Regions from separate parts of the Homo sapiens genome. Here region 2 is linked to region 1. A link is a contact called in ENCODE Hi-C or POLR2A ChIA-PET data. All regions are on one chromosome and are shown on one strand. The core of a region is the stretch at or near the end of the contact, and the rest is flanking DNA. Distances in the headings are between cores, read along the strand shown.

What was found. A loop is a pair of places that touch in the nucleus more often than their neighbours do. ChIA-PET counts read pairs that join two places held with the same protein, here RNA polymerase II (POLR2A). Pooled maps may share reads with other maps.
Region 2: a pooled map shows a loop between it and region 1 (3-fold over the local background). The contact joins the promoter of CALCOCO2 here to the promoter of HOXB7 in region 1. A Hi-C loop is called at or near these places in 2 of 50 pooled maps. POLR2A ChIA-PET finds 5 or more read pairs at or near these places in 3 of 52 experiments (GM10248, Panc1 and activated CD8-positive, alpha-beta memory T cell).

The regions. Positions count from the first base shown.
Region 1 is chr17:48,609,526-48,612,387 of GRCh38, forward strand. It overlaps HOXB7 (homeobox B7), which reads right to left and starts at 1,492. Exons shown (of 2, transcript NM_004502.4): 1 at 994-1,492. The coding sequence starts at 1,393. HOXB8 (homeobox B8) reads right to left here. Exons shown (of 2, transcript NM_024016.4): 2 at 2,821-2,862. RefSeq lists enhancers at 364-1,184, 1,185-2,004, 2,005-2,825 and a silencer at 2,619-2,668.
Region 2 is chr17:48,829,667-48,832,528 of GRCh38, forward strand. It overlaps CALCOCO2 (calcium binding and coiled-coil domain 2), which reads left to right and starts at 1,369. Exons shown (of 13, transcript NM_005831.5): 1 at 1,369-1,412. RefSeq lists an enhancer at 1,373-2,254 and a silencer at 1,625-1,784.

The DNA.
Region 1 (2,862 bases), core at 242-2,741:
GGGGCTAGCCCCTAAGTTCGTCTGCTTTGGAACAGTGCAGAAAAGGATGTCTGGGTCAGACTCGGCAGGGACCCCATGGAACCTCAGCCTCTTGGGGTTCTGCAGCAGCTGGCTAGGTGAACTGCACTCTCTAATTTTTGAATTGGCTCCAGAGAGTCCTAGCCCCTCCCCCAAGAAAAGGGTCACTTATCTGGAATGACACCTCCAAACTTGGCCAGTTCTTTAGGGGTTCCTAGGAGCCCTAGGAAGAGCACCTCAGGAAGCCAGCTGCACTCCCATGAAGCCTCTGCCCCTTTCTAGTTCTCCTGTTCCACTCCCCCACCCAGGTTCACTGGGATCAGGAGGATCATCTCCTTTGGCCTCAGCCCCCTCCCTCCACCTGCCTCTCTAGCTCTGTGTCCCTGGCTGGGTCCTTTTCTCCTCCCGCCAGGCCTCTAGAGCCCACCTCTAATTGTCCTGATGGGAATAATGGGGGAGCGGGGTTGGCTGGAGAGGAAGGGGGAGGGGAGAATTGCTTAGCGCTATGGCCCCCTCCCCCATACCTTATCCGAGTGGGGCAGGGGGACACACCCAGGGCTGAGATCCTTAGCTGGGAAGGGGGGAGAAGGGGGAGACCCTAATGGCTATTCTCTGCAAACACCGGCCTTCCTCCGCAAGACAAACGGCCTCGTCTCCAGCCCGTGCCGGCGCTGCTGATAAATATTTAAAGCTAAAAGGCCGAGAGGAAGGGTGGGGGCGGGCTGGGGGCTCGCAGCGCCGTGGTGCCGGCGAAGAGAGATCCGCCGGGAAGCAGAGCGAGCCTGAGAGCACCGAGCAAATATGGGGGCGGGGATGGCCTGCTGGGTCGCGGCCCAGTGGGTGCAGCCTTCCAGGGCCGACCTCCGGCTGGGAGCACTCTGGACGCGGAAAGGGGCGCCCAGCCGGGAAGGAGGCGCCTTCAGGGTAATGTGCCCCGGCCCCTGGGGCTCAGGACAGCTCGGTGCGCGGCGTTACCTGAGCTTCGCATCCAGGGGTAGATCCGGAAGTTACTCTCGGCCGCCAAGTCCGAGTCCCTCTGCTCCTTGGCGCCCGCCGCCTTGGCGGAGTCGCCGGGACACACCCCGGAGAGGTTCTGCTCAAAGGGCGCGCAGTGCATGTTGAAGGAACTCGGCTCGAGCCCATAGCCGGCCGCGTAGACGCCGGCCGCGCTCTGGCCCGCCATGCCCCCCCCGCCGGGGTACAAGCCCTGCATCGAGGCGGCGAAGGAAGCGCCCGAACCCGCTCCATAGCCCGGGCGCTGGGGGTTGGAAGCAAACGCACAAGAAGTTTGTTCTGGGAAGGCTCCGGTAGCGAAAACCGAACTTGAGGCTGGATATTTAGAAAATAAAGTATTCGCATAATACAATGAACTCATAATTTGGCCGGATGATTTGTAGGCAGGGACGTTTTAGTGTCGGTTTTACGAGATTCCTTGATATATTACAGAATTAGAGTCCAGATTTACACCAAAAAGGACCCCCTTTTTCCTCTCCGGACCACGTGACCCCGCCCACGTGACGTCCCCTCCGCCAATGGCCGGGCCGTCTCCCCACGGCTCCCGGTAATGTGGAAAAAATTGTGTGGCGTTGGATTTATAAAATATGATCAATAATGAATGGGAAAGCCGAGCCCTGTGGATTGGGGCTGGGGGCTCAAGGGCCGCTGCCGACTCCCGCGGGCTGGAGGCCGCTTGCAGGCGAGATTTGGGGAGGAAGAGATTGAGTGGAAGGGAAAATAAATAACCTCGGGGCGATCCGTGTCACCCTCCACCCATCCTCTTCAGCCCGTTACCGAGCGAGAGACAAACGCAGGGATTGAATGCACGCAACTGGGTGGGTGGGTGCTTGGGGCAGGTCTGTTCTTTATTAAACCAGGCCAATTCTGCACGGCAAGGCCTTTTGGGGAAGTTGGTCCGGTTCTCCCAAGACGAGGAATGAGGCGAGCCTGGCTCACGACTCTGTCTCTCTTGGTGCCCCAGATATGCGGGCGGAGATGGAGCAAGTCTTCCTAGGTGCTCCTAGGGCACAGGATCCAGCCCACGGGCCTTGGACGCTGCCGTTTCTGGTGGCAAAAAAAAAAAGAAAGAAAGAAAGAAAAAGAAAAAAAAAGGTTTGAAAGTAAAAGAAAAAGGGGGTTGGGAGGGTGGGGAGAGAAAGGAAGGGTGGAGGTTGGCCCGGGCGCGCTGCTCTCCCGGTTCCCGGAGGCGGATGCCTCAGTGGAGCGTGACTACCAGAGAAGCAGAGGCAGCGAAGGAAGGAAGGCAGAGAGCCATGGCCTCAGAACAGAGCGAAGGTGGCCAAGTCCCTGAGAGGGAGAGGCAGGGAAGAGCGGTCTCCCTTCTCCTCCTGCTCCCCCAACAACAACAGTCCGAGGGAAAAAAAGTATGCTCAGCAGGCCTGCACTCCACCTTTATGCCTGCCCCCCACCCCACCTCCCGACACACATCTTGGGAGGACACACAGCAAAACAAAGAGGGAGGTGGCGGGGGACACAGCCACCAGCCCAGCCGCAGGTCTCCAGCGTGGCCTGGGCGCCCTGGCCTCCCTGGCCGGGCAGCCTCGGAACGCGAGAGGAGGGGGTTTCTCTTGGCTCCCCTCCCTCGTTTTTCTCTCCTCCAATCAGGCTCAGCCGCCTCCCTCACCCCCAGCGCCCCTGGGCCGAGGGACTCGCACCACCTGCCTCCAGCCCCCGCCCCCTCCTCTCTGCAGCCTAGCCTCAGCAGGCGCAGGAGCCCGGTGACAGGCTCCCCACCGGCTCTGCAAGGCACCCGGGAGCAAATGAGGAGCGCTGGCCGGGCCAGTCTCGGGTTCTCGCTTGTAAACTTTATTGTAACTCTTCCGCCCT
Region 2 (2,862 bases), core at 119-2,618, 220 kb after region 1:
GCATGGAAAATTACTAAAAGGAGATTCTTGTTAAACCAACTTAACAGGACTCTTGTTGAAGGCAGGCCAGGGTTATTAGATATTAAGGATGGGGGATTTTCTTTAAATTGACTTAGCAGAATTCTTTTCTTACTGAGTTTATTCTTTTTTTTTTTTTTTTTTTTTTTTTTTGAGACAGGGTCTCGCTCTGTCTCCCAGACTGGAGTGCAGTGGTGTGATCATGGCTTATGGCAGCCTCCACCTCCCAGGCTCAAGTGATCCTACCACCTCAGCCTCCTGAGTAGCTGGGACTACAGGGGCCCACCGCCACACCCGGCTAATTTTTTTATTTTTTGTGGAGACAGGGTCTCCCTATCTTGTCCAGGATGATCTGAAATTTCTGGGCTCAAGAGATCTCCCACCTCGGCCACCCAAAATGTTGGGATTACAGGCGTGAGCTACTGTGCCTGGCCATGAGTTTATTCTCTTTTTTCTTTTTGAGACGGAGTTCAAGGCCAGCCTGGCCAACATGGTGAAACCCCGTCTCTACTAAAAATACAAAAAAATGAGCCGGGCATGGTGGCGGGTGCCTGTAATCCCAGCTACTGGGGAGGCTGAGGCACGAGAATAGCTTGAACTCAGGAGGCAGAGGTTGCACTGAGCCGAGATCGCCCCGCTGCACACCAGCCTGGGCAACAGAGTGAGACCTTGTCTCAAAAAAAATAAAGACTCTTCGTGAAGTAGTGTTAAGTGGACCCAGGAGAAAAATGAAGATGACCTCTTAATGGCCCTTCAAATGTATAAAGCTTTCTCATTCAGGGAAGAAAGACATAAAGATGTAGCCCAGGCGCGATGACTCAGGTCTGTAATCCCAACACTTTGGGAGGCCGAGGCAGCTGGACCTCTTGAGCCCAGGAGTTCAAGACCAGCCTAGGCAACATGGCAAAACCCCATCTCTACTAAAAATACAAAAATTAGCCTGGCGTGGTGGCGGGCGCCGTATGGGCACCGTGGTTGTCCCAGCTACTCAGGAGGCTGAAGTGGGAGGATCACCTGAGCCCGGGAGGTCGGGGCTGCAGTAAGCCGTGTTCGCACCATGGCACTCTAGCCTGGACGACAGAAAAAGAAAAAAGAAATAAAGGTATAAAAGAAAAAAAAGAAAAGTAAACAGCTTCTTCCAGGGGATGAAGTAGGTTTATTTCGGTGAGATTGCTGCTCAGGACTTAGGAGAGCCATCAAAGGCAGAAGACCGCTCCTGGGGCCCGGTCACCTGAACACTACAAGTCCCAGCAAGCGCCGCGCGGGGGCGGGGCTTGCTGACCGTTGTGACGTGTGGGCGGGGCAGGCGGGACGGGCTCTCCCTTGGGTGCTTAGCCCCGCCCCCGTCCCACTCTGCCCTGTTGCTGTCGCGCCGCTGCTGGTTGCTGTCCCTGGTGAGTGCCTCAAGTGGAAAGGGGCAGTTAGGCCCTCGGGGTGCCCACATTCAGACTTGCAGTCCTGAGAAGGGGCCACGGGGGTAGAGGTGTGGCAAGTTTCGGTTCTCACCGCAGTTCACCCTCTGGGGTGATAGTGGGAGTGGTGTTCTGAAGGCCCTGGAGCCCCTCCCGCGGCCCGGGAGGGTTGCGGGGCAGTTTTGTCTTGCGGAGGGCAGCGCTGCAGTGCTGTGTGGCAGGGTGGGAGGCTCCTCGGGAAGAAGTGACACCCCTGGCGGCGGCGAGGGTCTTGAGGCGGCGGCTGCCGCCCCACGGGTCGTGGCGTCCCGTCCCCTCCCGCGGGCCCAGGCTGTGGTGGTTCCGTAATCCCTCGCCTGGATGTCATCGCCGTTGGCTTCGAGGCGGAGGTGGAGCCTTGTTGCGTCACCCTGAGCAAGTTACTTTCTTTTTGGGCCTCAGTGTCCCCCTTTACGAGTAGGTTTGATCCCTGAAGCGCCTTGCCTTTTGCATGCTGCAGCTGTCGGAGAAGACGTTCTAGGCAGGAGGAAAGACGGTGTCGTGACCTGCCTCTACAGTTAATCCATTGCCCCTCCACCACTGACCCAGCTTAGTTTGGGAGCTAATGTTCCCACTCGTATATTATTTCAACCCCACTGGACGTGTTAACTCTTTTCTATCACTTGGATTCTTGCTTCACATGCAAGCCAACAAGTGACCATGGTTGGAGCTGAGTAAAATATGGATAATATAACTTATTCTATTATTGGAAACACCATTGCAAGTAAAGGACTTTATGTGGTAGGTCTTTGTAGCTTGTGGAGAATACATGATTAAGGAATATCCAGATGGCTCAGTTTCCCAGGTATTTTCAAGGGACCTGGAAACTCTATCCTTTGGCAGACATGACAGCTGTGGAATGGAAAGGGCCTTGAAAAAGGTAGTCGATAATCCTGAGTTACCTGGCACTAACAGGTCATATTGTCTTTCGAGTCAGATAGTACATCTGTGGCTCTTTAAAAATTTAATTTGGCTGACTAGGCGCGGTGGCTCACGCCTGTAATCTCAGCACTTTGGGAGGCCCAGGCGGGCAGAATCACCTGAGGTCAGGAGTTCAAGACCAGCTTGGCAAACATAGCAAAACGCTGTCTTTACTAAAAATACAAAAATTAGTGGAGCGTGGTGGCGGGCGCCTGTAATCCCAGCTACTTGGGAGGCTGAGGCAGGAGAATCGCTTGGACCCAGACAGCGGAGGGTGCGGTGAGCCGAGATGGCGCCACTGCACTCCAGCCTGGGCAACAGAGTGAGACTCCGTCTCAAAAAACAAACAAACAAAAATTTAATTTGGCAGTATGTATTGATAGAATGTCATGTATCCTTAATTATTTTTAGATGAAAAGAGAGTTAAATGAACTCTTTCACTTCTTTTTTCCTTCACTTAGGATCATCATTA